Linked DNA regions of Mus musculus: all the other regions are linked to region 1. The links are chromatin loops, found by intact Hi-C in ENCODE. Cell type or tissue: gastrocnemius. All regions are shown on one strand.

Region 1 (8,000 bases):
TTGCAGAGACAGAGAAGGAGGAGACAGGTAGAGGAAGGAAGGAAGATGGAGCAGGAGGAAGACGATCCAGATTCTGTGTGGCTTTAAGTAGCCACAGGTAGCTGTGACTATAAGAGGAGGATAGAATAACTGGGGTAATTTGTCTAATCTAGGTGGACCGCTTGTATCATTAATTGTCTCTGAAATTACTGTGTGGGCATCTTGTGAATTGAGAATGTATTGATATATAAATCTGACTGATTCATTATAAGATTCTAGAGTTTTGATTTACTGGGTTACTGGAATTTGGGACCATCAGCCACAGGGGTTTATGGCTGAGAAGGTACAGGAGGCTAGGAGGCTGGCAAACTGAAGAAGGGAAGACTGCCTAGCTAGAGGCGGCTCGAGACCACAGGGCGGAGAGTAGCTGGGTGTAGCTCGGGAACTTGCCATTCTTTTAAATATTTCCCACAACAGTTTCCTGCCTTCCACATCAATCACACTCTCCTGTACACTGGAGATGTACTGCGGCTAGCTCTCGACATAAGAGCAGTTTAGACAAACAAGGTACCGTAGGTGATAACATCACGTGTGTGGTGGTTCTACGTGATTCAGGGAGACTTTAAACACAATAGAACTGAGCCACTGAGAATGTAGGGACTGAGAACTTCCATGCAAGACTTGCTTAACACGTCCACTGGTCTCCACCTCTCCCCCTACACGACAGCTTCAGGAGTCTGGTTTCCCCTTTGCTTTTAAACTTAACCATTTCTTGTTTGGGAGGAGCCTAGAGAGATGGCTCAGTGGTTAAGGGCTCTGAGTGCTTTTACAAAGGGACAGGCTCTGTTCCCAGCACCTACGTGGTGACTCACAAATGCCTGTAACTCCAGTCCCAGAAGATTCAATACCCTCTTGGGACCTCTGAAGGCAATACACATTTGTAGTACACAAACATATATGCAGGTAAACATACCCATATATATATAAAATAAATATAGATAAATAAACTTGCAGGTTTTTTAATAGCTTCATCAATCCCTACAAAACGTCTCAGCCGTGAATGAGGATATTTTATGATTGCTCTAATGGTGTAGAGCGTTGGCGGATGCTCAGAACATGGTCCTTAGTGGGAAGGAAGAGACAAAATGACCCAAACTTCCAGACTCTCTGCCTGTCCAGATACAATAGTTGGCAGTACAGAGGTACGCCTTGTCTCTGAACACTGCCTGCTCCTTTTCTGACAAAGTTCTACCTTCTCAGCTCCCGAGCCTTCTCCTTTGTCCATCTGGGTGGGCTCCTTGGTAGAATCTAGTCTTAGCAAAGAACATTGCTAAGTCATTTCAGAACAAATCCCAACGCTTGATACTTGATCACCCTGGAAATCTGATCGGGTTCCTGATCCTTCGGTGTTTGGAGGAAGAGGGGAGGGAAGGTGTCTGATCTTCTGCCTGTCTCCAGCAGGAGCCTGCTAGCTTCGTTTAGACAGAATCCCCTCGCCTCATGGTGATTTCCAGCCACTCTGCTCTGTCCTTGGCTAGAATTTTTACCTTGCCCATGTCTTCAGTTCAAGTCGCATCCTTCCCTGGTGACAAAGCCCACAGCAGTGATGGCGCTAGCAAGGTCCTGAAGAGTCTGTTCTCGTTCTGCTTTGGTGTTATACCATCCCTGGGCGATGCTTGTTCTTAAAACAACGTCCCATTGCCACGTGCAAATGCTCTCCTTTAAAATGAGTTTCCAAACTCAAGGAGATGCTGCTGCGCTGGGCTCTAATTGAAGCTGGAAGTATGTTGTCTCTGAAAAACTTCACAGCCAGGTTTCTTGACAGACTACACCAAGTGAGATTTCCTCACCCAACGGCTTGCAGGGGCCACACGGAAAGAGTAAGTGAGTGGATTAGAGAGGACATGGGTGTTCTTAGTATACAGGGATGCGTGCGTTGTCCTGCCCCTGCCCACCCCCACGTCCATTCTGCTCTGGTGAAGACGGGTGACCAGACGTAAGATCTCTTGGGTTACTCGTGACCTTCCTTCTTTCTTCTGTCCCTCCCCTCCCCCACCGCCCGAAAACGCAGTTGCATGAATGTTGCCACACCCACCCAAGAAGGCTACAAGTTTAAACTTCTCCAATTCTGGAATGAAAGGCCTTTGTAAGAAGGCAACGCAGCAGCAGACGCAGCTGTGCAGAAGCAATTTAAAACCGGTCTCACCAGTGCAGCAAGGAGAGCAATTCACAGCCCTCGAAGGTGTCTCCAAGTGTGACAGAGACAAACAGCCCAGCGGCCTTCAAAGGTCAATTTAGTCAAGCAGGTGGGGGGGGGGGGGGAGGAGGGGGCGGGGCAGAAAAGTAGACACCAGCAGGAACCTTGAGGCCTGCTGAAACATGAGTGTCATGTCCTGGAGAAACTTCATAAGGGAGGGATAAAGACACTTCCTGTTAAAAGGAGGAAGACTGGCCAGAGGGATGGTTTAAGAAGCTAAATAAATAAATAAAATCTTAGTGATTATAAAATTCCTTTAAAAATCATTCTAGGAGCCGGGCATGGTGGCGCACACCTTTTATCCCAGCACTCAGGAGGCAGAGGCAGGCAGATTTCTGAATTCGAGGCCAGCCTGGTCTACAAAGTGAGTTCCAGGACAGCCAGGGCTAGACAGAGAAACCCTGTCTCGAAAAACAATAAATAAATAAATAAATAAATAAATAATCACTCTAGGGCTGGAGAGATGGCTCAGCGGTTAAGAGCACTGACTGCTCTTCCAGAGGTCCTTAGTTCAATTCCCAGCAACCACATGGTGACTCACAACCATCTGTAATGAGATCTGACACCCTCTTCTGGTGTGTCTGAAGACAGCTACAGTGTACTTACATATAATAAATAAATCTTTAAAAAAAAAAAAACAAACAAGAGAAAGAATGGGAGTGGAGCTGGGGTGGGGGAGGGGAGAAGATGGGAAGAAGCTGGAGGAGGGGAAATTGGGACCAGAAGATAACATATGAAAATGAGGATTTCAACAAAGAAAGAGAGAGACTGTAAAACAAACAAACAGACAGACCAGAACCATAGCCTCTGTCATGAGAAAAAGTACTGTTCTACAAATACAGTAGAGTTCGCCCCAGACTTCAAGCAGTTAAGTGATGTATATTTTTCATATTTATTATGTTTACATTTGGGAGGAGAAAGACTACAGGAATAAGAAGATTAAAAAGAAACACTGAATAAATAACCAAAATTTGATGGTTCTGTTACTGTTACAGCCACTCATTTCAATCCCCAATATATACTTCACTTCATAGCTTTCATTTCTCCCACTCTGGGGACTGAACCCAGGCCCTCGTACACTGGAGGCAAGTATTCTAAGCTCTTTTGTATGAATGCTTAAGAAAAATAAAAGGGTCAAGAAAAGGCCCCAGGTAAAGGCACTTGCTGGCAAGCCTCACTACCTGAATTCAACCACCTGGACCCACGTGATGCAGTAAGATACCAATTCCCACGAGGTGTTGTCCAATCTCCACACTCACGCCCTGGCTCGTGCCTAACCACCATCCACTACATACACTAAATACATAAATCTGATGAATACACAGAGCCTAGAAACTGGTCTAAAATGGAATTTTAAAGAAAAACAAAACTAGGAAAATAAAAGTTCCTCTTTAGAAAAATCCGGATACAGGTGTTCAGAGTAGCATTATCTTCAACAGCCTGAGGGGGAAACAAATCAAATGTTTACCAACTGGTGACAGTATGAAATATTATAAGTCCACAATATGGAATGTTTTTTGACAAGAAGAAAGTAGTTAAAAGTGTGCTATAAAATGGATAAACCTTGACATTTTAATACATGAAAAAAAAGCTACAAAAAAAAATCACCTATTACCTGGCTCTATTTATATAGAGTCCAGAGGGGGTACATTTAGAGAGATGGAAGTAGACTTGTGTTTGGACACATCTGGAAGGACAGGTGATAAGGAGTGACTATCATTGACTAGGGATTGACTGGGAATGGTGGAATGTGTTAAACTTAGATTATATGAGGACCACAAAATTCTGCCAATATTCACTTGAGTCCTTCAACTGCCAAATGTTATTGTACACAAAAATTATATTTCGGTAAGGATCATTTAAGGGAAGCTGGTTGTATTAACTTGTTAAAACAAACAAGCAAACAAACAAAAACGAGTCGAGCTTCTAGATCTAACTAAAATTGAACACAGCCCGAATGGGATTAGACTGTTAACCCAGTGTGAGCCTCTAGAAAGTTGAGGGCCAGGTAAAAACCACCCACGTATGCAAGCCTGAGACTGGGAAACATGTGACTAGGCAGATCGTGTTCAATAACAAAAACAATCACTACAAGTTAAAGACGACCCCAGAAGGACAAATCTAGAAACCAAAAACTCCCACCCAGCTTCCTGTGAAATCGGCAGCCCCGAGCGCGTTAGCAGCTGCGTGAACTATGACTCACTCGCTCACTGATCTCTCTGTGAGAACGCAGCTGCTGTTAAAGGAAGCAAAGAACAAACCAAAACAAAAACTACACAACAGGTTGGCTCCACATTCTCATTCCACAGAAAGAAGCATTCAAGCGCCAAAGGGTACAGTTTCTAGGGACAGAATGTCAGGTTAAGCAGCCTCAAAGTACCACAAGATCTCTAGTGACCTCTGGTGGTCAAAACTGAAACTGCTTGGTTCATGGTCCCTGAGACTACAATGTGATAATGGATGTGAATGAAGTTTGGTCTGTCTGTCTGTCTGTCTGTCTTGTTTGTTTGTTTGTATCTATTTTCTAGAATGCTGGAAGGTAGGGCAAAAGGAATCACAGAAAATGACTACAGTGAAATGTGCCTCCCCCTGATCGTCAGACAGCTACTGAGCAGCCTCTACGGGGCTGCGGAGATGCTCGGTGGTTAAGAGCACCTACAGCTCTTCCAGGAGCCTGAGTTCAGTTCTCAGCATCCACACTGTACAGCAGCTTACAAGCACCTGTGCTCCATCCCCGGGGGATCGGACATCCTCTTCAGGCCTCACAGGCACCCCCTCCATAGACACACACATATAAGAATAAGAAAGTATATCTTCTTTAAAAAGAATCTTCACAATTTTGGCCCTGAAGAGGATGGGAACTCCACAGGAAGACCAACAGTGTCAACTAACCTCGACCCTTGGGGCTCTCAGAGTCTGAACCACCAACCAGAGGACATTCATGGGCTGGACCTAAGCCTCCCCACACTTGTATGTCGCAGATGTGCAGCTTGTTCTTCATGTGGGTCCCGAACAACTGGAGCGGGTGCTGTCCCTAAAACTGTTGCCTGTACGTGGGGTGTGTTCTTCTCACTGGGCTGCCTTGTCTGGCCTCAATGGGAGAGGAAGCGCCTAGCCTCGCAAAGATTTGAAGTGCCAGAATAGGGGGCATGGGGGACACACCCACACAGAGGAGAAGGGAAAGGGGTAATTAGGAAAAGGGCAGTTTGAAAGCAATGATGAAAAGCATAATGAAAACCATAATGAAAGTGGCTAACCCCAACTGTCCGTGAAACATACCCAGAGTCTCCCTAAACAAACAATAGGAAATAAGCCACTTCCTGGAGTCCCCTCTGCAGGTGTGGCAGAGCTCCAGGTCTCTGTCCACTAGTTAAAGAGTGTCAGTCTGGGGACAAAGGACTACATCTCAGAAATGCCACTCTGTTAGGATTGTTGGCCGAAGACACCAGTGACTGCCCCAGACAGACTCAAGGGGACCTCTTTGGAGATGAATCCGGCAAAAATCATTCTCACAGAAGCTGCTACTACCCAGCTAGGTCCTCCAGTCAGGTCCAGGCACACTGAGGGGCTTTCTAGAATATTCTGGTTACACACACATCTTGAATACCTCCAGTTTCGCTGACAGGAGTCCATATCTAACACTCAGCTGGCTAATTAATAAATAAGCTACTGGCTGCTCTGACTGTCTCCTGAGTCTGATGTTGGCTCTGCTCACTGGAAAGTACCTGAGAGTAGCTGAAGCATAGCGACTTCACAATTAGAGGAAACTAATAACCTCTAGTGTTCCAGATCAGAACACTAGCTGCCCTGGCTGTGATTTCAACTTACCAATGTCACACTGTCTAAGCCAAAGGGCAGTGGAGGGATAGTCAACCTGGGGATACCTGTCTTGTCATAACCCTCAAGGCCACTAGTATTGTCCTTTCTTATGTTTTATCAGTCCCAACCCAGCATTTAATAATCATTTGTGAAATGTCTACCTATGTAGCAGACATTCATCTGGCATATATTGTCTGTCCGATAGCTCCAAAGAGAATTTAATGGAGCAAGAGAATAGAGCAAACACTGACAAGTGTTTGTAGAAATGGAGCAGCCTCCCCATGGTATGAGGCTGTGAACCTCCAAGGCTCTGCTTCAGCCCAGAGACAGAAGCAGGCGCTAGGAGAATCTGCATAAGCCTTAAAATAACAATTGCCTCCGTTTTTTACAGGGAAAAGAGAAAACTCCTTAAGGGTTATATAAACATTTTACCATATTTTGATGCCATTAAAAAATCAATAATTACACCTGAAAGACCCACAACGTGAGGACTCCCCCACGTTCTGACTCAGGAGAGGCGACACCCCAAAATCACCCACAAGAAACGGTCTTGCTGCAAATTGCAAGAGGATTTTTATTCAAGAGCGCTCTCGGGCCTACGGTCATACACCACGCAGGGGTAGAGGACCGTGGTGCCCCGAGTAGCTGGATAAGGGGGTATTTAAAGGAAGAAACCACAACTCAAGGAAGTGGGGAGGGCGTTGTTGGAAGATACCAAAAATACCAGTTAAGAGTCACAAGGAAGTACAAAGTCACAAGTGTCAGGTTATCTCTCAAGACAGTTTCTAAGAGCCCCTAACAATCTAAGAGCCCCTAGCAATAGCACCTTTGCATAGTGGGTTCCAGCAATGGTCAGGGTGGGTCAGGGTGACTTTCTTTGAATGAATACTCCTTGAACCCAGGAAGTGGGTGGGTGGAGGAATGTCACTATCTGTTTTATGATTAGCATACCTTGGAGCACTGAGTTTACTAATCTTTCAACATCAGCATGCTATTTTTACCTTAATTGTGATTTTGAGCATTGTGAAAGAATCACGAATAAGAATTCCCGCCGTTGCTTGTTGGTCCAGAGGTCAAACCAGTGACTTATGAGAGTAACTCTTTCCTGAAAGAGCTGGAAGAGAGGAAAATGAGGTCTCCCTATCCACTTCCATATGTTCTCAGTTGCTAAGCAACAAGTCAAATAACAACCTCATAGCTAATATTTACATTATTCATGACAGTTTACATGTACTTTCACATAGGCTGTAGGGTTTTTCCTTTCAACTTAAAGTGCTTTTATCTAGCAATACAGGCAAGCCAAGGCTTGTTGGGTGGGCCGGAGGAAAACCTAGGAGCTGGGTAATTACTGGGGAGCTAAGGGGATCCCCTGGAAAACAAAGGGTAATGATGGGATCCACATCTCTTGTTTTTACCTAGGTTAGTGTAGCCTAGGGCCAGAGTCCTAAATGTTCATCCTGTCTACTGACCCCATACACTGCATCATGGGAGCAGGACCGGTTAGTATAGATTTGGTTTTCTTTTCTTCTAGCTTTGGGGCTTCATAATATCCACAAAACTAAAGATTGGTCATTATTGCACACTGCCATTGTGAGCTGTGTCTCCAGGGAGGTCAGCATCCCTGAAAGCAGGATTTCAGCTCTCCTTCACTTATGCAAAGACACTGATTCATTGTCTTGATTGTAGACCAGTCTTCCCCACCCCGCCCCCAGCTACATCCACTCTCCTCCCATTATGGAAGCAGCTGGACCCACACGAGCTGCTTCCATTAAAAGCTGGTGAGATCGGTCTACTGTTCAAGGAATTCTTCTTGAATCATTTTCCAAAGCGCGGGTGCTGCATGAAATCGCACAATGGGCGCACAATGGAAGTGTGGATTAACAAAACACAGAAACATACATGAAGTGCCCCTGCCTCCACCACAGACAATCACGACGTCCTGAAG
Region 2 (8,000 bases), 90 kb before region 1:
AAACTGTGAACACTGTTACAACCAGCAGTGGTTAACTGTGATTCTAAGAAAATGGAAATGAATTCAACTCAAAGAGTAAGCAACTTCAATAAATACTTGTTTTCATCTACGTATTAGTTACTGTATTGGGCACAGACGAGAAGGCTTCTGACTAGAGTGGAAAGTTGGTAACTGTACCCTGCTAGGTATTACTGTAGAGCTGTTTATTTATAAATCCAAAGTAGAATGCCAACATTTGTTAGTAAATGTCTTTCATTTTGATGAAAAAAAAGCTAAAGACTAGTTTTTTTAATTCTCCCATGGTCAAATGAACAGATGGTAGATTCATATTTCATTATGTAATTCCTGTTGGTAGGGGATGTATTCAGAGCTCTGTAAAACTTGGAAAATCGGGATTTAGTTGTCATTGAAACTCCTTCTGTTTTAATAATTTTCAAGATACTTTAAGGTTTAAATGAAATTGAAAGTAGAACATGATATCTAAACATACTAAACCTCCATTTTTAAACCATAGCATAGGTTCATAGCTATCTCACTCTAGTCTGGAAGCACTAGTGTACATAGTGAAATAAGAAAGCATAGGTTTTGGGGCCCAACTATATATAACTCAGTGGTAGGAAGAGCATGTATTTAACATACACAGGCCCTGGGTTTGAGCCCCAAGCAAAACCAAAAACAAAACAAAAACCGTAAAAAAAAAATCCAAGACTTACATTTGGACTTGGACTATATGTGGCCATCTGGACTTGTTGCCTCTTGCTCGTGGACAGCTGCTCCGTTTGAGGTGTAGCTGTATGGTAACTGGAAGGTTTTAGAGAAAATGTTACTGATTTGGCAATTTTCAAAACAATTCCAAGGGAAAACTGAAGAATTTTGTTTGCTAGAAAGCATTTTGTATTGGGGAAACCTGACTTAAAGTTTATTTACTGTGGGACATCACAAGCTTTGACTGCAGCACATAGGGCAATACTCTACTTGGCATTAGAGGATCCCCAAACTCACTGGAGCCGAAAGTGTAATCTTTCAGCCTCCTTGCTGAAGAGTGCTCCGTGGATGTACTTTGAGAGGAATCCATCCCTGTTATCAGAGAGCTACATCTATCTATCTCATGTTGTTCTTTTGTTTACTTCCAACCTGCCTTTCTTTTCGTGAACAGTTTGGGATCCATCATATTAATTAGACTATAAATAATAAGTATTATCTGTTAAAGTATCTACTTTGAGAAGGAAATTGAGAGTATAAATTACCACTTATGCAAATTTATCTGTTAGTTACTCATAAGTAAATCAGCCAAACTAACATATGTTGCTGATGGGAACTTTCTGTGTCTACCTTGCAGATGTGGGGGAGCAGCCAGGTGAGGTAGGTTACTCAGGCTCTCCTGCAGAAGCACCTCCAAGCAAGTCACCGTCGATGCCGTCCCTGAACCAGACATGGCCAGAGCTGAATCAGAGCAGTGAGGTTAGCAAAACTTCCCTTTCTCTGCTTGAAATTAGCTTGTTTACGGGAAGAAGTTTCAAACAGGATCGCTTCACCGCAGGATACCTCCAATACGCACACACACCATAGGATTCGTCCAGCACATCACATATCACGGGATTTCTCCAGTATACACACACACAGTGTACACACACACAGCATGGGTCGTACAGTCGAGGACCTCAGGGAAACAGTGACAGAAATCCTACTAATCATGTGGCTTCTGAAGTTTCTGTACTGTGTACACTATCATATGGTTTCCACCATCTTCCCCACCATCACTAAAGCCTTGGGAATTGGGTAGGGCAAACACATAAATTGAAAGTCAAAGGGGAGTAACTTCACCAGATCCCATGTCCGGGGTGATTCAAGAGCAAGATTGATGCAAATCTTTTGCTGTTTCATCAGCTGCTGTCTACTGAGTCTATGTAATATATATATATATATATATATGGTATATGAAGATATATTTTTGCAATCTTGCCATGAAGTGATACAAGAGACAGGTCACTAGTGTAGCTTTCTGCATGAAAAAAAGTATTTTCATGCAACACAAACTACTTATAATTAGTTTTATTTAATACAAAATGGAGGCTAGACATGGTAAGCACACACATTTGATCCCAGCACTTGGGAGGCAAAGGATCTTTGCGAGTTTGAAGCCAGCTTGCTTGGTCTATATAATGAGTTCCAGGACAGCCAGAGATGTGTAGAGTCCCTGTCTCAAAACAGCAAAAGAAAATAATAATAGTACAAAATGAAGTAATTTTACTATATTAATACGACCAGTAGTGTGCAAAACAGAGTAGGTAAAAGCACACTGCTTCCCAGCTCCTGGGCTCAGGCCTTAGGAAACAGTAAAGAGGACACTGGTAGAATTAAGAGGAAGGGCCTAAGCGCCCACCCCGTTCTGTGCTCTGGAGAGCTTTCTGAAGAAGTTCTCTTTGTTACCTGAGTTTTATATCTACAAAAGGAGATTTGTTGACTTGTAGGAAAGCGAGCGTTTTGCTCTTCTGTCTTTTAAAGCAGGACAGTATTTCGTTAAAGTCTTACTAGCTTAGGGCTGCCGGGGAAGGAGAACTGGCAGTTCCGTGTGACTTTGCCTTCTGAAGACTTAAGAACAGCCAAGGCAGCTCTGCCATTGCACTACCACCTCACCAGATGCAAACACGTTAGCACACATGCCTGTGAGGAGGGACGGAGTAAGACCTGTAAGAATTGCTAGTAGAGATAGCTTATGCAGAGTAAGAGAGGTGTTTCTAAAGCTGCACTTAGGTTTTTAAAAAGCAATATTAAGTTAACAGAATGCTTCAGCCCTTTACGGATTATACATAAAAGCAATTCTTCCCAAAGTATAAGGAGTCCATATCCAGGCGTGATCTGGAGAGATGGAGTAAATATACTTTTCAGTTCTGATTTTAGGTGCATGCATTATCCCTCTCAAAAAGTTCTATCAGGGTTTTTTTTTTTTTTTTTACAATGCCTAGTAATAAAATCATAAATGACATAATTTTGCTATGCATATTTTGATATGGAATTTATGCTATGCTTAAAAGCTAGTAAAACAATGATTTTAAGATGCTTTGGTAGTAGCTATTAAAATATCTACTTGGAATATAAATTTAGGTTATATTTTATCTCCCACAAACCCAGTATTATTTCAGTGTTTATTTAGTACTGATGGATATAGATGAGGTGCTATGAGAGAAAACACTAAAATCCCTAACTTTTTAAAGCACTTTTGATATGCCAGTCTCTTCAAAAGACTTTTCACCTGATTTACTTAGTCCCTCACAGCAGTCCTGTGAGGTCGGTATTACTAATTTCATGTTAAAGATGGTGAAACAGGAGCACAGAGAGGATGTGTAACTCAGCCAAGTCCATGCAGCCCAGCCAGTATGCCAGTAGTCAGGTGCCGGAGCCCATAGCTCTTAACGCTGTGCTTGTCCTGGCGATGAGACCCACTGCCTTCCAGGGTGCTGAGTTCTGCGTGGAAGCTGTTTTCCATGAGGTAGAGAATTCAGTTCCTTCTAAATCCGTGTAACAGTAGTTATTGAGGAAGAAATTAATTCTATTACCAAATTCGTTAAATTGGTTTCTGATGTGGAAGCCCATAATAAAAGTGAACTGTTGTAAGCTTTTGTCACAACTTTGAACTAACACTTTTCTCTTTGTGACCTGTAGGATAAGTTATTGAATGCTTTTATTAGCCATTTTTTGTGGATAATTTTCAGCAATAATCTCATTTGTTAAAGCTTAATTTCTACATATCTACTCAAATTGAATATCACTGTTTTAAATAGAAAGTTGAACTTTGAAGCATAAAAATATATATACTCTTACAAACTGAATTTATAAGAAGGACTTTGGTTAATGAGGTAGTTGTGTCTGTGTGTAAGCATTCATGTGTATATATTGTATATGTGTAAGTAGATGTTTCCCTCAGAGGGCAACTTATCATTTTTAAGAAGCAGATTTAGTAATAGTTATAATACAACTTTGATGAAAAAAATCTGTACTGTTACTAAGATCTCAAATGGAATTTCCTACAATTAATGTTGACTTATCATTCCACCTGTTTTAAGAGGTATGATATTTCTTTGTGTACCTCTCTTAGAAAGTAGCTCTTCCCGTGCATCTCCTGTGTATAACACATACTCAGGCAGCTGCTCGATGTGCTCTCGTGGCTGCATTCTCACTTCCTAGCATGGGGAGGGGCCTGATTGGCAGCTCTGTCTTGTGATCTGGCATGGCCCTGTTTGTAGTGCTGATCGCAGAGGTTGACTTGCTACAAATTGATAAATAAGCTAAAACGTTATTAATTCCAGAATGTCTTGCATCTTATCTGTTATATTTTATTAAATATGCATATGTATAAGATATGTGCACGTTCATAATGGACTCATCTTTCAGGGGTCGCACTGGCAAGTCGCACTGAATGCTCCATGCTGATTAGAACCTGAGCTCCTCGGCTTCTGTGGATCAGTGTTGTAACTGGGGTTTGAGCAGGACCTGAGTTAAGCACTGTTCTGGTCCGGACGACCCTGTGCGTTTCTACCTGGTTGCCATTTCCGTCACCTATGCTCTGTCTCCTTTACGGTGTCTTGAGTGTTAATTCTGTACAAGTTTTAATCTCATCCATAGAGATTACATTAAATTTTTACTGTACATTTGCTTATGAAGGTGTTTGCCTTCTGTTTATAAGATGGCCCAGCACAGATAAGTATGAAGTGATTATGGGAATTACAAACTACAGAATTTTGTCGATCCTGCGAAATGCATCTTGCAGTGCAGCCTCTGAATGACTTGCTAAGTCTTCTCCAGTGCATCTACTGCATCTCCCGTGCTGACGTGTCTCTCCTCTGTCTGTCCAGCAGTGGGAGACATTTAGTGAACGCTCTTCAAGCTCACAAACTCTGACCCAATTTGATTCTAACATTGCACCAGCTGATCCTGTAAGTCAATCACTTAGCTTGCTTGTTTGAAATTAATTTTATTAACCCAATATCCATCATTATGGTTTTTACTGATATGCATGATTCAGTGTAGTGCTTAGAGGGAAAGTTGGCAGGCCTTTGGGGTTTTTTGGGTTTTGTGGGTTTTTGTGCTTCATAGTGGAAGAACATTTTTGCCATTCTTCATATTTTGTAGGTTTTTTTGATGAGAGAAAACTTTATGTTTATGTCTGTAACGAATATTTTTGTGATAGTCGATCTGGTTAGCCATGTTACATCTGCTAAGTGTATGTTTTATGAAACATATACTGCTTGTTTCAATTACATATTTTATTTGTATGCTTACACATCATGTAACATGTACTCTGTATGTAAATATTTATGCAGTGTCATTTTCAAATATTTCCAATAGCATAACTTTCGTTTCATAGTGTGTTAAGTTTAGCACAACAAAAACAAGCTGATTTATAGTTACACAGTAGTTCTGTAAAGCATGTCTTGTCTCTGTGATTTCCTGTGTCACTTGAAAAAAAATGCTACAAAGTTCGTATCCTGATTTAAAAAGTTAATTCTGTTCCTATAGAGTCACACCCCACCTGTCCCTCAAATGCTGGAAGACATTTAAACTATAGATAGAAGTTGCTCTCAGGGTTCATCCTTTACTTGGTCTTTCTCTCTTTAGGACACATGCTAATACGCATACTGTGTGTAAACAAACAAAACACAAAAGGAAGCAGGAAGGAAGAAGAGTTTAAAAGGTTTTTAAATGATCAGAGTAGAGAAAGTGACACATGGCATTCATGCCTCTGCCCCACACTGGTGGCCCAGTGTTAGGGTTTGAGTTGAGAGCCACACAAGCCAAACGCCGAGCTCCATCCTCAGTGCAGACACATTCTCTGTAGATGTTTCTGATCTCAGCCAGCCAACGCTTGTTATTCTTTGGGGAAAGTGGCATTAAATACTGCCCTGGCGGCAAATTAACGAGGCCTTGCTGTGCTTTACGGGATGGCTTTATAGCTGTTCAAACATAATGTATGGGTAGTTTTAAAATGTAGACCTGTATTGTTCCCAAGACCAGTTAATACTGGATTACCCCTGCATCTGCATCTTTTCTTACTAGATTCAAGGCTCTTGTCTTTGATTTTAATCTCTGAACATTTAAGAGAAATAAAATATTGAAGTTTTTGCTACTTGTTAGCCACATTTCTGGTCTCTTGGGACATGACACGTTCTGTAATCAAGTTTACCTTTAAGTCTCCTTTAGCTTTAAGCTTTGGTTTTGGTTTTTGGTTGTTTTTTTTTTTTAACTCCCTTGTTATTAACATAGTTTAACTCATGAAAATGTTTTATGAATTTTATGAATTATGAAAAGCTTGATTTTTTTTTTCTAACCCTTAAAAGACAGAAAATAATCATTGATAGTATTAACACTCTTCCAGACAAGGCCAGAACATTATTTGGGGAGATTTTTGTTTAGTTATTTGTTGCTTTTGGTTTTATTTTGAGACAGAATCTTGTTTAGCTCAAGCTAAACTTAACCCCTATGCATGCATGACTGGTAGGAAATGTAGAAAAAATACTTGATGTTCTTATTGTATCTTAGAAATAAAGTCCAGATTTATAAGTGCCAACACTGGTGCTAAAAATGATATAGCTCAGCAGGGCCTGGTGACACATGCCTGTAATTCTAGCCCTTTAGTGCTTGAGACCAGTGATCCTAGGCTACAGAGAGAGACTCTGCCCAAACTTGTTATACAGCTCAGTACTTTCCATCATTATCTAGAGTATGGCATGAAATTTTGAGAAAATAAGAGATGTTTGTTCATTAAGATTTTAAACTTGAATTTAGACTTCTAAATTTGGTCAAATGTAGGTGATGCTATTTAGAGTTTCAATTAGGAGACTCTACTTTCAATTAATTGTGTGCCCTTATATTGTCGTCTTACACCTCATTTAATACCCAAGTATTGCCTGTCGATAGACCACAGCTGTAACTACAGTCTTAGATTAAACAGTCTTTGTGAGACTTGAATAAACCAGGGCTGCAATTAAGTGAATCTGGGCATCATGGAGGGGTGAAAGCAAAGAAGAGTACACTACTGTTCTGGTGTGAATTTAACATTTTTATTGTTGGGAATCTTTAATGGAGTGGTTTTAAAAACAAAAATGTTCATTGTTATCTGCTGAGTAACTGTCTGTGACCAGGCAGGCTCCACACTGATCTAGTGGCACAGTGCAGCAACTCAGAGGCTTGTTGGGATGGTGCCGACTGGCCTGTCATCTCTAGTGAAACTGAAGCTCTGGCGAGCTCATTTCCACAAACTTGTCTCTTCTTGAACAATTATCCAATAATTAGTAACTTCTAGTAGAATAAGCTTCTGCTAGGGTGAATGTCACCAGCACACCAAGGAAATGCTAGACTGATGACTAGCATCATGCATGAGTCTTTAGACTGATTCATGCCTGTTCTTGATGCTGTAGAACTGAGGGGCTCAGCATATTAAAATAATTTGATCACCTGTTAGAGCCAGGCAACTCACCTGGTTTGGTGGTATCACCTCTTTGATAATCTATAGAAGTAAAAGATGCCAGAAGTAAGATTTCAACCTTAAAGGAACCAGTTTAATATTGTTGGTTGATGATCATAATGCTAGTCATGATAATTATCAAAGTTGATAACTGGGTAAACTATAGGCAAAGAAGGGATTGGCTAGCTTAGCCCAAGGTGCTTGGGGAAGTTATGGTCAAAAGAAGGTATGTTATTTGTATAATGAATTTTTTTAAGCTCAAGGACCCTTTTATTAGCATTTAAAAGGGAAATGGCCGAGCGAGCAAACTATAACTCAGTGGCACTCGGCTTTTCTAATGTTGTTGCCCTTTAATGCAGTTCTTCATTGTTCTGACCCCCCAATCATAACTTTATTGTCATTGCTACTTCATAACTATAATTTTGCTATTGATATGAATTGTAAATAACTGTGCCTTAGACAACCCCTGTGAAAGGGTCGTTTGACCCTTCCTTGTAGCTGTCAGGAAGAGGGAGATGGGAAAAGAAAGAGGAAAGCC
Region 3 (8,000 bases), 140 kb before region 1:
GTGGGGCTCTGGTCACAGGGCTGTAAATGTAATTAAATAACTGTGTTTATTGAATACAAAGACAAGCCATGAGGTGCCAGGCTTCGTAGTCTACATCTGGAACCCTAACTCTTGGAGGCAGAGGCAGGCGGATCAGAAAGGAGAGCTGGTTTCAACACATAAACACCACACCCTGTGGGTGGGGATGGAATGGAGAAAACAATTCGTGGACTGTAACTTGTGGATTACATGCTTGACAATAAACTTACATCAAGAATGAAGAACTTGACCAGGAGAGATGGCTCAGCGGTTAAGAGCACTGACTGCTCTTCCAGAGGTCCTGAGTTCAATTCCCAGCAACCACATGGTGGCTCACAACCACCTGTAATGAATGAGATCTAATGCTGTTTTCTGCTGTGTTCGAGGCCAGCCTGGACTACAAAGTGAGTTCCAGGACAGCCAGAGCTACATAGAGAAACCCTGTCTCAAAAAAAAAAAAAAAAAAAAAAAAAAGGAGAACTTTCAAGACTAAACAATAAAACAAACAAACAAACAGTTCAATGGGCTGGAAAGGTGGCTTGGCAGATAAGAGTGTGTACTACTCTTGCCAGGGGTTGTGGCACAGGCTTTTAATCCCAGCACACTCGAGCCAGAGGCAGGCAGATCTTAGAGTTCAAGACTTGCCTGGATTATATAGTGACTTCAATCCAGGACTACACAGAGAGACCCTGTCTCAAAAAGGAACAAACAAACAAACAAGCAAACAAAACCAGCAAAAGAGTTTATACTACTTTCGCAGAGGTCCAGAGTTCAGTTCCCAGCACCCACATCTGACAGCTTGTAACTGCCTCTAACTACAACTCAAGGGATCTGATTCCCTCCTCTGGCCCCTACTGGAGCAAGCGAACGTGTGGGCGTGTACACACACACACACACACACACACACACACACACACACACAGACACACACACCAGATAGGTAAAACAGTTAAGTATATAAAAAGGAAAGTTTTTTTAATGTTGGTTTTCACCAAAGACAAAACAGATAATCTGTAGGCCAGGAAATGCATGAAAATCTGCCTATCGTCCTTAGAAAAGGTTTGAATGGCAGTGAGACACCACTATTCGCCCATTAGATGGCTTTATAATTACTCATGAGGATTTAAGAAAAATACTGTCGTTTCATATATGTTTCTAGTGGGAATGAAACGTAATATCGCTGTTTCCTAAAACCATTGGGAAATTCTTTGTAAACATACACGACCCCGCACAGATATTTCATTGAAAAGAAATACTAGGGAAAAAACGATTAGAGATTCCCAGTTAAAAAAGATTCTAAACATTTTCTAGCAATAACCAATTGTTTGATCTTGCTCCAAAACCAGCATTTGAAAATCTGTTTTGACATAATATAGACCATCTGTTTAAAATGGCTTTCCGATGATGTCACTAAAAATTGATATGCCTAGAAATGCACAGGAAAGAAATTAGACTGGACTTCACAGGGGTCACATGGTGAGTTGTAGAAGTTGCATTTCTTTCCTTTCATATCTTGAAATGTCAGTGAAGTGAAGGATACAGACAAAAGCCTCACCTCCTTGTGAGGCTTAGAAGTTAAGCACCCAGCACACTGGGGGATGCATGGTGGGGGCAGGGAGAGCAGGGGCTTCTCCATTTTGATGGTGCCCTCATCCTTCTCTCCCCATCACAGTGTGCCTTACAGATCAGTGTTGTCCAGGATACCTACCTCCTCGAAATGGGTCCGTGGCTCAACAGCAGTAGTTGTTAGCAACTGAGGCTACTCAGGTGCTTCTAAGCAAACAGGGGGAGTGCACTGTGTTGCTTTTCTTTGAAATTTGTACTATTGCTGTTTTTATTTTAAGATTTATTTTTAATTTACATACATCATGTGTGTGTGTATGTCTGTGTGGATGAGGAATTGTTGTGTCTGACCAACAACAAGGTATTGTTTCCTCTGGAACTGGAGTTACAGGTGGTCGTGAACTGCCCAACATGGGTGCTGGGACACAAACTCAGGTCCTTTACAAGAGTAGAGTGTGTGACTTTTAACTGTGGAGCCATCTCTTCAGCCTCATTAGTGTCTTTTTTAACTTAAAAAAAATCTTTTTCAGACAGGATCTTTCTATGCAGCTCAGGCTGGCCTCAAACTTTCTCAATCTTCACGCCTCAGCCCCCTCCCCACTGTTGGGAATGTACCACCACTCCTGGTCTGGTGTGAGTTATTCTTTGCCCTCATCTGGGCCTGTTGTCAGTGAGAAGTACCCTGTTTCAGGGCCTGCTGTACTCTAGGAAAGCTTTACAGAGCAATAGAGCTACAGACGGAGAACCTAACACTCTATAAAGCTCCTGCCGAGGCTAATTTAGCATGAGTTATGGGCAAGAGATAACAGAAAGGACAATGGAAGAAGGAAATGGTGGTGGGAGGCTAAGTCTGACCACAAGGCCCCTAGACTCTGTGATCCTCAAAAAGAAAATCCGGCAGCTCACTGGGACAGCATGATCAAAGTATAAGTGTCTGTTTATTTGTTTCTGACAGGCTCTCACTACGGAGATCAGGCTGGGTTTGAACTCACAATCCTTCCTTTCCCTGGGATTATATGTATACACACCACACCTGGCTTTCAAAGTATAATTTTGACTTTTTAGTTCATGCATGTGAATGTTTCTGACTGCTGCATGAATGTATGTGCACCATCCATGTGCACTGAAACCAGAAGGGAGCATCCGATCCCAGGAGCTGGCTTTAAGGATCCCGTGCGAGGCTGTATATGTGCTGGGAAGGGAGTTTGGGTCCTCTGCAAGGGCAGCAAATGCTCCTCACTTCTGAGCCATCTCTCCAGCCCTTCACAGTATAACTGTGAACCCACTCACTGTGCTGGAACTTCAGACTCTCAGGACTGTAAGGGACAGGTTTATTTATGGAACGGCAGGGGAGGGGGAAAGGACAGATTATGAACTGAGAGGGACATTTCAGAGCTTAACGCTTGTACATGATGCGATCTTGCAATGACTTCAGATTTTAAGAGAGGCACAGAGCTGTAGTTTACTGAAGCTAGGAAGTTAGAGCCCGGGATGCTTTCTTAGCCCATCAATACTAAACTTCATTTGATCACTTGTGATTGAGGTACACCTGTATGTGACAGGCCTTGGAAGGGTGGTGACGAAGAAATGAAACACTTCTACTGAATAGAGAGCTAGTGGCTCAGGAGACTTAAGAAAGGGTACTGGTTTTAGAGTTGAGTAGGTTTAGAACCCTGCATCTAGATATTTAGTGTCATGAAACTTACAAGTTGCTAACACCATTTTTGTCTCAGTATCCCAAGTTTTCAAAAAAGGAAACCCTTGTCAAGCTCGTTTCACGGGGCTGTTGTCATCAATGGTGTAATCAGCATAAAATTTTAGAAAAATGAATATGTACAGAAATTCATATTTGGATATCAGCTAGACATGCAATAAGGAAAAAGAATTCAGGTTAAGAAGAGCAAACACAGCACAACAGCTGGAGATCAGGTGTTAGCGGGACTGTTCTCCAAGACGGAGCCCTCGGAACAGGAGAAGGAACGTGCAAATGTCTGTGTGAGGTTTCAGAAGGAACAAAGGCTTAGGGCAGGATAGAGCTGCTAGGCCATGGGGAGGTGGCAGGGGAAAAGAGACCAGTGACAGCAGGAATCAGTCCCTACCTCATTGAACCTATCTTTTAAAAATGCACACACACACACACACACACACACACACACATACCCAAACTGCAATTGTGAGTATGAATTGTAAGACGTACTAAGCACTATATGAAGTAGAGTAACATGAAAATATCGCCACAAAGTGGCATCTATAAAGACTTACATAAAGAGCTTCACAGACGTTCATTTAGATTTAGCCTCCAAAGGAGGCATTTGGTGCCAGAGTTCTTCTTTCTGTTTTCTGGGCTGTTTGAGATAGGGTCTAGGTTGGCCTTCTGTGTTCTGTGAGGCTGAACATGACCTTGAACTTCTGATCCTCCTGTCCTCTACCTCCCAAATGGCTGGGATTACAGGTAAGCACCACCACACTTGATCTATGCAGTGCTGGGAATAGAACCCAGGGCGTTGTGCACACAGTGCTCTAACAAATGAGCTATATCCCCAGCCCTCTATGTCTGCTCATTCTTATAATGATGTCCCCTTAATGGGCTCTATGTAACAGAGAATAAAAACCAAACTTGAAAAGCCCTCTGTGTAATCTTCCTTGGCTCCCGTTTCTGAAATACTTCATATTTAATGCTGACAAGGTCGCGGGCTGACTGGTGATGGTATCCCTTCACTAGGAAAGAAAAGGCAGGGGATCAAGAGTTCAAGTCCAGCCTGACTTCATAGAGTTTCAGGAAAGAAATACTTTTAAAAGATTAAAGGCTCGTTAAGGGTCTATGAACTCCAGAGACAGATGCAGATTAAGACTCCCCCCCCCCCACCCCCCAGAGGAAGGAAGGGATGGTGAGCAACAAGAGGGCCTGGAGTTGGCTGAAGGCCTACACAGGTTTCCCGAGTGGATGGCATAAACCGACAGTATTTGGTTCTCGGTGAAAAAAAAAAAAAAAAAAGGTGACTTTTTTTTTCTTTATTTCTATTTTTTCAAACTTGGTTTTACAGAAGACCCGGCTTGGGACCAGATCGAGTTCAGCCTTGGTTTAAGCGTCCACACCTGAGCAAGCTTCCCTGCTTCAGTGGACGGCGCAAAGCGATGCACTTATCCTCGTTAAGTGCAAACCGTTAGGAAATGCTGCACGCCAGAAGCTGCCGCACCCCAGCCCGCAGTGCGACCTGAACCCTCCGCGTCGCTGGGACGCCGGTCGGTCCCCAAGTGCCCCCAGCCTGGGGTCCTCGCGGAGGGCGCCCAGGGCCACTCGCCGCGCCCCGCCGTGCCGCGGGGCTCCGGCCAGCAGGGGGCGCTGCGGCCCGCTCTCCCGGGAGCGGCCGAGCCAGCCCGGTGGGTGTTTCTCTCTCTCTCTCTCCCTCTCCCTCTCCCTCTCGCGCTCTCTCCTCCCGGCCTCACATCCGGGTCTGGAGCGCGGCCGCCGCTGTCAGTGCCGGGCCGGGGCGCAGTCAATGGCGGCCGAGGGAGGCGGAGCGGCGGCCACGCGCAGCCCCGAGCCCCCGAAACTTTAGACTTCGGAAGCCCCACAACTTCTCGGAGGGGGGCGCGTGGGCGGAAGGGGAAGCCGAGGCGGGAAGCCCGAGGGACGCGGCCGAGCCCGGAGCCGCCGCCTCCTTTTCCCCACGCCGAGCTTGCGGCCGCGCACAGCCGCGCGCCACCGCCGCCGGCTGCCCCGGGCCACACGAGCTCGCGGCCCCGCGGGGAGGCCGTGCCGTGCGCAGTACCCCGCCGGCCGCCCCGGGTCGCGGGGCCGGCGCCCGGGTGGTGCATGCGGGGCGGGGCGGCCGCCGGGCCGAGGCGAAGATGGAAGGCTTGACGCTGAGCGACGCCGAGCAGAAATACTACTCGGATCTCTTCTCCTACTGCGACATCGAGAGCACCAAGAAGGTGGTGGTCAACGGGCGAGTGCTCGAGCTGTTCCGGGCCGCGCAGCTGCCCAACGACGTGGTCCTCCAGGTACCGCCGCGTCCCCGGCCGCGCGGGCCCCGGGCAGCGGCAGCGGGAGTGGGCTCCCCCGGGGACGGGCAGAGGCCGCAGGTGCGGGAGCGGGGTGCGCGGGGACCCCTGGAGGGGGAGGGCTCGCCGTCCGGGTGGGGGCGGGGGTCTGCGGAGCCTGCATCCCTCCGGCAGCCTGTGCACTGGAAGAGCAAGGTCCCGGGTCTCTCGGGTTGTGTGTGCATCCTAGCGTCTGCTGGATATGCCTACTATAGTCACATAGCTCTTCGACTCCCGCACAATAGGAAAGTTACGACTATAGGCAGGCAAAATGCCATATGGATTTTTGAGCGAGCCGAGCAGACTCGATGAAGTGAGATTTGTTACGCTTAAGGTATCCAAGAAGCAGGTGGTTTGGGTTTTTTTTTTAGGGGGGGGGTTGTTTTGTTTTGTTTTAAATTTAAGGAAGCTGTGTTCTTAGGGGAGACTAAGAAATTTGAACTTCTGGCTGATACTTGGCATGTAGATAGATGTGAAAAGAACTTGGTCGTAGAATGGGTGGCCGGTGGACAGTATCTTCTAGTGCCCTTCCCGGGAATAGTCAGTGGAGCTTGTGGGTTTGGTTTGGGATTTATTGAACAGCTGGAATCAGACAGCGGATAGTCTCCTCAGTCTGTAACTCTGCCACTCGTAACTCTGTAGCAGCAAGGGTAAACCTTCTTTGTCGCCTGTTTTAGAAGTGCTAATATTTGTGATGAGCATTAATGCTACTGCTTAATGATTCATAGCTGCTATAGTAAGAGCCTGTTTAAACTGTATGGGAGGAAGGAACCGTCTTAAGTTTTCATCCTCATATTGATCCCAAGCCAGTTATCCAAATCTCCAAACACATGGAGATGGAAGTGGATATAATGCAGTGGAAGCAGAATATTGGGCCAGAGGTTTGATTTTACTTTGTTTTGAGACAGCTTATTGCTTTATATCCCAGACTAGCCCTGAACTCAGGGTCCTGTTGCCCCCTCAACTGCTCAGGTGCTGGGACGTGGGTGTGGGCTGGGCCAGGAGTCTCCAGGCTTTTAGAAATCTCATCACTCTGCCTCCTCAGCCTCCAGTTCTCTGAGGCCCATCTTAGAGTGAAAGTCAGTTTTCTTCTAACAGAAACCCTTGTGATATAAAAATTTCTACACACACCTCGAATATAGACAATACCCGAGTGCCTACTGTGGTTTAGGGAGTGAATTCTTTCTCACTTTGCTTTTGTTTCATTTTGTCATTTTTTCTTAACCCTGGGGTGTGGTGGGGAAAGGTGAGTGTTTTAGGTACCAGGGAAGGATAAGAAAGTCTCAGATCTGTGCTGCTGAAGAGGACAACATAGTGACAATTTTAGGCTTTCCCAACAATTCAGATTCTGTGTGGATTCACTGTTTTTGTTTTTATGGCCCTCTTACGATGAGGAAACCAGGTTTAGCTTGGGTTCACACAAAACATCCCATAGTTTGCTGATGGGTTAAATGATATGGGGCTAGTGTCTAATGGATTTGGTACAAAACTTACAGGTTCTGGACAAGAAGCCCCCCATATTCTATTTTAGCTCATGTCTTTGGGGTTCAGAGTTAACTGGAAATGACTTTGTCATTCTAATGGTACACAAGACTTTTTTAGGGTGTTTACATGTTTAGGGCATAGAAATTAGTGTCCATTAACCTCCAGCTGAGATATGTTCAATTGAATCCAACTTATTTTCATATTTTACTCAATTGTATTGGCATTTGAAAATAAATTTCTATTATCTTTGTACATAGGTAGCTTAAGTCGTTTAAATATTTGGGATTCAATTACACGTTGGAAATTGTAGGATCCCTGAAGCAAGACTTCCACAGTAACATGATCAGGTTGACGATCCCTGACCAGGATATCTGCAGTACTCCTAACCTGAAAACTTTGAGGGCCAAAATATCACAAGTGGAAAATTCCATATTATGAAACTTTCTTGTTCAGAATTATCATTCTTTTAAATTGACTCTCAAACTGTGGGACTACTGTGCATATGAGATGTAAAGAGATCTCTTCAAACTTGGATCCTACCCCCAAGATATCTCATTGTGTGTACACAAACCTTCAGTTTCAAGCATTGCTGATAAAGAATAGCCAACCTGTACTGAATAGCAATCTGGAGTCTTGAAGGCAGCTTACTTAAAATTTGGCCTAAGACATAGAAATGTGAGACTGAAGGGGAATGTGGATTTAGTTTCTCTTATGAGAGTTTGAGATTTTCTGAAAACAGCATTCCATGGCTCTCAGGGAGAAGCATTGGGGGTAATTCAAACATATCCCAGTTTTGTTCTCTTTGTTGAGCTAGATGTTGGAGGTTCAACAGAAGCACAAGGTGCTCTGAGGGCTTTGTAAATTACAGGACCATTCAGGTGTAAAGAAAA
Region 4 (8,000 bases), 330 kb before region 1:
CTTAAAGAATGGTTTTAAGTATAACCCAGAACTTTTAATCAAAATGTTATCATATAACTTCAAATTATTTTCATGTATCTTTTAACATTTTAAGAACTAATACATAAGTATCTACAATGTTCATATATTAGCTTTTAACTAATAGATTAATGCTGCTACACTTATCAACGATACAACATATGCATCTAAATCATGTGGAATATGTTGGAGTTTCATAGTCCAGCTCATGGTCAGTTTTGGCAACTGTGCCATGTACAGTGTTGTATGCACAGGCATCTCTTAGTCAGTGGTTCTCAGCCTTTCTAATGCTGTGATCCTTTAATACACTTCCTCATGGTGTGGGACCCTTCAACCATAAAATTATTTTTATTGCTACCTCATAACTTCAATTTGCTACTGTTATAAATCATAATGTAAATATCTGATATGCAGTATATCTGATATACAAGCCCTGGGAATGGGTCCTTCAACCCCCTTAGGGTTAAGAACCCACAAGTTGAGAACCATTGGTCTAAACTATGCTATTCAAATCTTCAGGCTTATTAATCTATTTGGCCACTTGTGCTGTGAGTCAAAATTTCTACTATTATTTCAGGTTTTCTAATTATCCATTTTGTTCTATTAAATATTGTCTTACATATTACCAGGGGTATATGAATTTATGTTTGTGGTAACTTTGGTTTGAAATGATCATTTTATTATAAAATATACTTTCATAAAACTAGTAACTTGTTGCCTGAATGTCTACTTCATCTGATAAAATGCAAATGTGAGTTTCTCATGGTTAATATTTGCATGCTTTAATATTGTCCACTCTACTGCTTTCAATTTTTCTGAATTATTTTACTTTACAACACAGACTTCTATACCACATAGAGTTGAGATTTGTCCCTTTTTTAGATATAATTAATATGTATAATTAAACATTAACTTATTTATTTTATGGCTGTCCCATCTATTTTGTGTTTCAACTTTCTTTATGTTCTTTTAAGCCACTAACATATTATTTTTATTATCTCATTTCTTTTCCGTTAACTACTTTTAGTCATAGTATTTCATTACATATTTTTTGTGGTTACCATAGGGATTTCAACATTCATCTTTGACTTAATAATGTCTAATGAACTGCATTGTCTTTTCAACTTCCTGCTCCAATAAGCCTACTGGGCATTACAACTGCATTTCATACATTTCTACTATCTTCTGATTCATCATCCTATTAATTTAGGGCCCCTCAGTCTTTATTATCTAAACTATTGTTATATAATCCATTGAGCTCTTAATTCCATTTACCAGAGTTTCTACTTGTAGATATTCCACTTGACTTATGGTCTCATTTTCTTGTTTAAATTTCTAATTGAGTGTTCTAGGCACAATTATTTTAAAGCCATGCCTAATTATTGCAACATCTGATTGCTTGAGAAATTTTATATTAATTTCAATAGTTTTGCCTATAAGTATACCAGAAGAAAGCACATTTGATTTCTGGGCATTTTTAATTAAAAACATAATAAAACTTGTGGAATGTGAACCAACAGTCAGGTAAGGTGAGAAACTTAACCTGCCTAGTCATAAATTGAATGGTCTGAAGCTGGGCTCCAGCCTTTTCAGAGCTATCTATCTCCTGTGGTGAAGTGATTTTGGAGTCCAAACTAAGAGCCAGGAATGTTGCAGTCCGGATCCTAAACCACTGGCTGTCTCTAAACTCCAACTTTTGCTCTTGACGCTGCATGAAACTAGAAAGCTTTGACGAGTTTCCCAGCCTCTCAGTCCAGTGCCTTGAAGAAGAAAACTAGTCCAAAAGTCACTTTCTCTTCTTTCATTAACCAGTTCCAGCCACGTAGTCACTATAGAAGAAACTGCAGAATTCCTCTCCTCTCCTCTCCTCTCCTCTCCTCTCCTCTCCTCTCCTCTCCTCTCCTCTCCTCTCCTCTCCTCTCCTCTCCTCTCCTCTCCTCTCCTCTTGGCTCCTTTCATTGCCTCTCCCCACCCCCTTTCCCTCATTTTATTGCTCTTTGTTTTCATTCTTTCTCTTCTTCTTTCTTTTTCATTTTTTCTTTGTGTATAGTATAAGCTGTTTGGGACCTTGCTATTATGGAGACCAGGCTGCCCTCAAATTTATAGTTAGCCTCTCAGTTTTGTCCTCCCAAGTGCTAAGATTACATGTGAGCATTGGCAAGCTTGCTGTTTGAATATCAATCTCTTCATCCTAAAATTCTGATAATTGATCACATTTCCCTTGAGCTCAAGTTAAATGGTTCCCCACTAAATTGGCCTGAGTTCTTATTTCTCTAAGAATCAATTGTGGAATATTATTTGGTTAATTTTGCTAAGATTTTTGTCATGACCTAGTACAGTGGAAATAATGTCATTTGTGAGACCAGACAATGACTCTGAGACCACAGGTGGTTTAGGTGAAAAATGTACCAAGTTAATAGTGCCTATTCTAGCAAGAGACATGATGACAGCATACATGACAAGCATTTGTTAAGCTCAGCCACAATGATTGACAAGTAGAGCATCCCAGCAGTTGCTTTGTGCTCTCTTACATTTAAAGGAGCATACTTGTTAATAAGGCAGATAATTCTTCCATTAACTAAATTATTAGCAAAACATGCATCCCATTGACTCAAACTTTTCTATTACTTTGCATATGAGTTTGATAGAAGTTTGAGTCAGGTAGAAAAAAGAAAGCATGCTGTCGATTGTCTTTGTCCTTTGGGGCTACTGTGACAAAGATACCAGTGATTGTGTGGGTGATAAACAAACAGAAGATATTACTTCTAATTCTGGAGTCCAGGAAGTCCACTAGTCATGTTCTGAAAGATTTCCTGTCTGTAGAGGGCTCATGTCCTCACCCGCAGCCATCTTCATATTGTAGCAACACAGAGAAAGAAACTAGGGAGCTCACAGAGGTCTCCTTCAATGAGGATCTTAACTCCCTTTGTGAGGCCGATGTCTTCATGATCTCATTCCTTCCCAAACGCCACACCCTTCTGCATCATCATGTTGGAGGTAAGAATTTCCATATAGAAACTTAGCAGGGCATCAAGCATTCAGTGCGTAACATCAGTTGAGATGTGGCTGTCGGGAAATAAAGGGTTTAAGTGACTACATGTCGAACAGAGATACTGCATAGAAGGCCTAATGCTCTTCTATCAGCAAGAAAATAAAACACTACGGATCAAAGTGACCAACAAGGTAAAAATCTGAACCAATTCAAGACAGTCTGAAAGATGAGACGTTAAATAAACTGGCATTTTTCCCCCCAAGGGAGGGGCCTATGTGCTTGCTCAGCTTCCCAGCTTCTCCTCCTCCTGTGCCCGCAGGGAACAGACATCTGATTTGTAGCCTGCTTATGTTAGTCCCCTCAGGTCCCTTCGTGTTTTGACATCTCCAACCTCACTGTCAGATTCTAAGGCCCATCCCCCCAAACTGCAAGCAGGGGCAGATGACAGTGGCTTTTCCCTCACATTCATAGTGGGTTTGTGCTGCCACTTGCCTAAAAACACTCCTCTGAGTTGCTGGCTTGCCTTCCTGCCTGCCCAGACACAGCCTCTGCAAGGCAGCCACCTTTAGCACACAGAGAGCAGCAGTGCCACCTACTGAACCACTAGAGGCAGAACTGTCTTTGCAGCCAGTCCCAGACAGATTGTCACTTAATCTGGCAGGACTGCTGTACATGGCAACAGAACTGAAAACCACCTTTGTACAGCAACTAAGTAGGTCTTCTCTTCTGCCAGAGTTAGTAATTGTTTGCTGCTGCCACACTGAAGAGGGTCGCAGGAAGTGTATTCTGTTCTGCAAATGAAAACCGGTTGTAGTTAGGACCTAAGCTGTATCCCAGGTCAATTCAGCAAATGCAGCATCCAACAGTGAATGGACTCCTAAGTTCTTACCCTGTGCTAGGCACTGTGCGAGGCACAAAAGTACAAGTGTAAATGCCTACAGCAGAAAGGCTAAGGAAAGTTGGAAGGCAGACATCTGTTCCCTAGACAACAGACTGCACTCACAGAGCTCAGCTGCATGCAGACATGTCCTGATTTTTGACATTGTAATATGACCATGTCATATAGAGTTAATGATGGAGAACTGCACAATAGAGGAGAGAGAGAGAGAGAGAGAGAGAGAGAGAGAGAGAGAGAGAGAGAGAGAACAGCACAATGTTTTAAGTAAGTTTGCAGCTATCCTAGGTCCAAACATATGACTCAAAGGATGGATGGGGAAAGTCTGGACTTTCTACATTTTCTTGGATTGTATTGTTCCTGATACCAAGTTTAGATTAAAAAGCTGTAATGAGTTCCTCAACATTTTGCTATATTTTGTCTTTTTTATAATTAATTAGAGTTCTATATCATTAAATTCTCAATTCACCAGATGCCCACACAATAATTTCAGAGCCAATTGATGATACAAGCTGCCCACCTAGATTAGACAGGTTATTCCAATTATTCTGTCCTTTTATGATATTCATAGCTACCTGTGGCTATTTAAAGTCACTCAGAATCTGGATCATCTTCCTCTTCCTTCCTCTTCCTTCCTCTTCCTTCCTTTTCTCTCTCTCTCTCTTCCTATCCCTGTCTCTGTCTCTGAAAATCTTAGCTCTGCCTCCCTTTTCCCTGTCCAATCACAGGCTTCTTATTGTATTAACATTTAAATTAATTGGGGGAAAATTCTGCTACATTTTACCCTTTCTGTCCAAATAAGCAAACCTTTTCTTTCAAATATAAATTGTGCACAACTATTACCACTTTGTAATTTATAAAATACAAGATAGACCTAACACCCAGTCCATAATTAATAGAACACTCTGTTATCTAACTTTTAAAAAGGTTTATAAATCCATATGTTATTCCTGGTTAGCTTGTATATTATCTGAAAACTATCTCTCAAATATATTCACTCAATGCTAAATAGTCTGCAATGACCATGAGACTATAACTAGTCTTTCAACCCCATCAGAAATCCGAAAATGACCAACATTATCTGAAAATATAGGAAACCTAACACAGCTTTCAGAACTGAGACAAATTGTAGAGGCAGCTGCCTACCTATACAGCCCCAGAAAGTCAGGAAGTTGGAACATCAGGCTTCAGCCTTCTGGCCCAGGATCAGCTGACAGATCTTGAAAAACAGGAATTATTAAGGACTACCTTATTCTGTCCAAGCAGAACTAAGCTGTCCTAACCTATACCTTTCATCCTCTCAAGGACAGTACAGGTCTGCAGGACAGGTAGGCAATTTCTGCCCAGTGGCCACCTAGCCACAATGTATCACCTCACCGGGAGGTATAAATGCTTAGCTGCTTCTTTGAATCTATGAATGGGAAGCTTTTAGGAGCAGATTTGTCTCAACAAATGAATAAATAACATTAAATGTCACATTCTGTGGATTTCTAATGTTTTTGAAAACCAACTATCTATGTAAAATAATCTGGACTATTGTCTGTTAACTACCCTCATCTATTTCTAATTAAAATATCTGAGAACACCCTAATAATACACTTAGAGCCATGCATTTGCTATTTGGCCCTTAACTCACAGGCTTAAACATCTCAGATCAGTCTATAATAACAGTAACAGAAGGATTGGGTCCAAGCTTTGTACTTCTAAAATTTGTGTATCAATATAAGAAATTTATACTAATGAAAACCTTGATTTTGCATCAAAATAAATTCTATACAAAAACAAAAAATTATGACTTCAACTTAGTAACAATTATAAAGATTTCTACCAAATGAGATTATGGCTATATAATCAATTCTGGCTGTTTCTTCCCTGTTCCAATTATGACCATTTCTAAATTCCTTAGAAAGACAACCTTAGAATAACCACCTCCAGCCCCAAAGCTCAGGGAACTGGGACGACGACTCTTTTCAAGTGGAATATGGGCATTGAGATATTTTTGAAGGGGTGGAGGAAAGGGTAGGGAAAATGGGGGGGTTGGTTGGCTTTAAGAAGGCCACACCAAGGATTGAATTAGTCTCTGATGTCTGTGTCCTGACTTGATCAAGTTGAAAGTCCAAGACATCAGGAGTTCAAGTAACTCAGTTCAGCATGTCTGACTATGAGACTCACCAAGGCCGTCTATTCAAAACAAAACTTTAATATCATCAAGATAACTTTTTTTGGTTTGATTCTCTGGAGTCTAGTTCTTCAGGAGGTCTCCCTTCATCCTATTTGACCTTTTTACTCTGGAAGGTGTATAGACACTAATCACCTTTTCTAAATATGCAAAGACAAAACCTTTCTCCCAAATCTGCATATCCTTGAGCCAGTAACCAAAAAACAAAACAAAACAACAACAACAAAAAAAACCCCTTTATTTTGACCTCTCTCAAAGATGAGTATTGTAACCACAAAACTCAACATCACACCCATTTTGAAAATTAAAACAATTCAAAACAAATGAAGTAAATTAAAATATTGTATGTGCCTATTCTTAAGCCTTTTCTATTTTGCCATGCAGGATAATAGCCCAAAATTTCCATGGAGCCCACATTAGAGAATATGAGTTAGTTATCCTGCAGACCTTATTACACCATCTTTAAAACAATTGATTCATACTTCTATCTATACCTGCTTATAAGCAGGCAGGTAGTCAAACCAGGATTTAAACCCAAAATTTCTGTGGAGCCCACACTAGACAGAATTTGAGTATCCTGTAAGACTTATTAGAGCAATATATCTTTATACCATCTTTAAAGCAATTAATTCAAACTTTCACTAATATCTGCCTATAGGAAGCAGGTAGTTTTTACTTGTTAAGCTCTCTGCCTAGAGCAGCCATCCTGTTACGCCATCTATCTATTGAGCTCTCTACCTGGAGCCACAGACATTACTACTACCTGTGCATAGCAGATAATTATCACTGCCCTCTCTACTTGGAGTCAGTGACTAATTTTCTCTATCCTAGTTCCAAACTGCAGGCGAAATTCCCCATGTGATTTGGACAAAATCTGTATATAAATCTATCCTAAAAGCAAATAATCCCAATTTTATAAATTTACAGTTAAATCAATATCTGCCCCAAGATGTAGGCAGCTTCCATTCTCTAGCTCTCTGACAAGGGCAGCCATCTTGTCTCTTTCTATAGCAGGGCACCTCAGAGCCCTCTTTCTTTGTTTTGAAGTTCCCATGCTTGAGTCCATGTGACTAGTCCCAGCACCACCTTTCTCTCACTTAGAAAATAAAACTCTACTTCTCAGGCTAATAATCTTACATTTCTCGTGGATTCTTGCCCAACTCATTGGTTTGCCACCTGTTGCAGGAAATTTTTTTTTTTTTTTAAATCCATGCTATTGCAGGCAAGCCACAGGCAATGGCTGACCTGTTCTCATCTCATGGAGACTCTCTGACTCAGAACTCTGAAATCTCTCCAACTTGCTCACTAAGTGCCCATTGGCAGGTCGCTACCACACCAGCCCCATACTTCAAAACTCCCAAGTCCTTTTGGGGTACACATCAGGCAAACCCACACTTTGCCACCATACCTTTCTCTCTGGAGCCCAGCCAAGCCGCTAAGTGAAGGAAAACACCACACAAACTTAGTTCAGAAACAATTATAACTCAATCGCTGGGGACATCTAGAATCTTAATCTTGTAAGCCATGTTAAATCCAGTGGGAGGCACTGTTTGAGGAGGGCTAGGAGGTGCGGTTTTGCAGGACAAACTATGTTACTGAGGATAGACTTAAAGAGTTCATAACTATTTCCCTTTTCTAGTTTGCTCTCTTGACTTCCTGTTTGTGACCTGCTGCCTGCTGCCATGCTTACTCACCATGCTGGTCTCTTGACCCTCTATAATCACATAAAGTCCCTTTCTTCTTTGAGTTGTCTTGGTCGTGGTGTTTTATCACAGCGTACAAATATGGGCTAGGTAGTCAAGAATTTCAGAGTTGTGTATTAACTATTTTTTGGGAGCTCTCATTTCTGCCTGTGAGCCTTCATGTTTCCTACTCATTCACGCTCCACTCTTCTTGCAAGCTTCTGTGTAAAGTTA

The links. A loop is a pair of places that touch in the nucleus more often than their neighbours do. Peaks named below come from ENCODE experiments on the same cell type or tissue, not always from the same donor. Only the 100,000 strongest peaks of a DNase experiment are listed, where the experiment ranks them.
Region 2: it touches region 1 in a loop (2.6-fold over the local background); 9 of 42 quality-filtered maps call a loop at or near these places.
Region 3: it touches region 1 in a loop (8-fold over the local background); 30 of 42 quality-filtered maps call a loop at or near these places.
Region 4: it touches region 1 in a loop (2.1-fold over the local background); 15 of 42 quality-filtered maps call a loop at or near these places.

The regions. Positions count from the first base shown.
Region 1 is chr10:18,192,866-18,200,865 of GRCm38, forward strand. It overlaps Ect2l (epithelial cell transforming sequence 2 oncogene-like), which reads right to left. Exons shown (of 22, transcript NM_001370991.1): 3 at 7,057-7,169. Among named protein-coding and RNA genes, the nearest start is that of Ect2l, 14 kb to the right of the region's middle. In gastrocnemius, a CTCF peak has its summit at 4,646 (motif pointing left); DNase peaks (open chromatin) are centred at 4,635, 4,947 and 5,216; H3K4me3 peaks cover 523 bases; H3K27ac peaks cover 233 bases.
Region 2 is chr10:18,102,815-18,110,814 of GRCm38, forward strand. Reps1 (RalBP1 associated Eps domain containing protein) reads left to right here. Exons shown (of 20, transcript NM_009048.2): 9 at 1,340-1,461; 10 at 4,854-4,934. Among named protein-coding and RNA genes, the nearest start is that of Reps1, 51 kb to the left of the region's middle. In gastrocnemius, a CTCF peak has its summit at 4,839; no DNase peak of the experiment used is centred here.
Region 3 is chr10:18,050,530-18,058,529 of GRCm38, forward strand. It overlaps Reps1 (RalBP1 associated Eps domain containing protein), which reads left to right and starts at 5,411. Exons shown (of 20, transcript NM_009048.2): 1 at 5,411-5,586. The coding sequence starts at 5,434. In gastrocnemius, no CTCF peak of the experiment used is centred here; DNase peaks (open chromatin) are centred at 4,999, 5,631 and 6,198; H3K4me3 peaks cover 2,314 bases; H3K27ac peaks cover 1,494 bases.
Region 4 is chr10:17,866,564-17,874,563 of GRCm38, forward strand. No RefSeq gene overlaps it. Among named protein-coding and RNA genes, the nearest start is that of Gm20655, 35 kb to the left of the region's middle. In gastrocnemius, a CTCF peak has its summit at 3,615 (motif pointing left); a DNase peak (open chromatin) is centred at 3,578.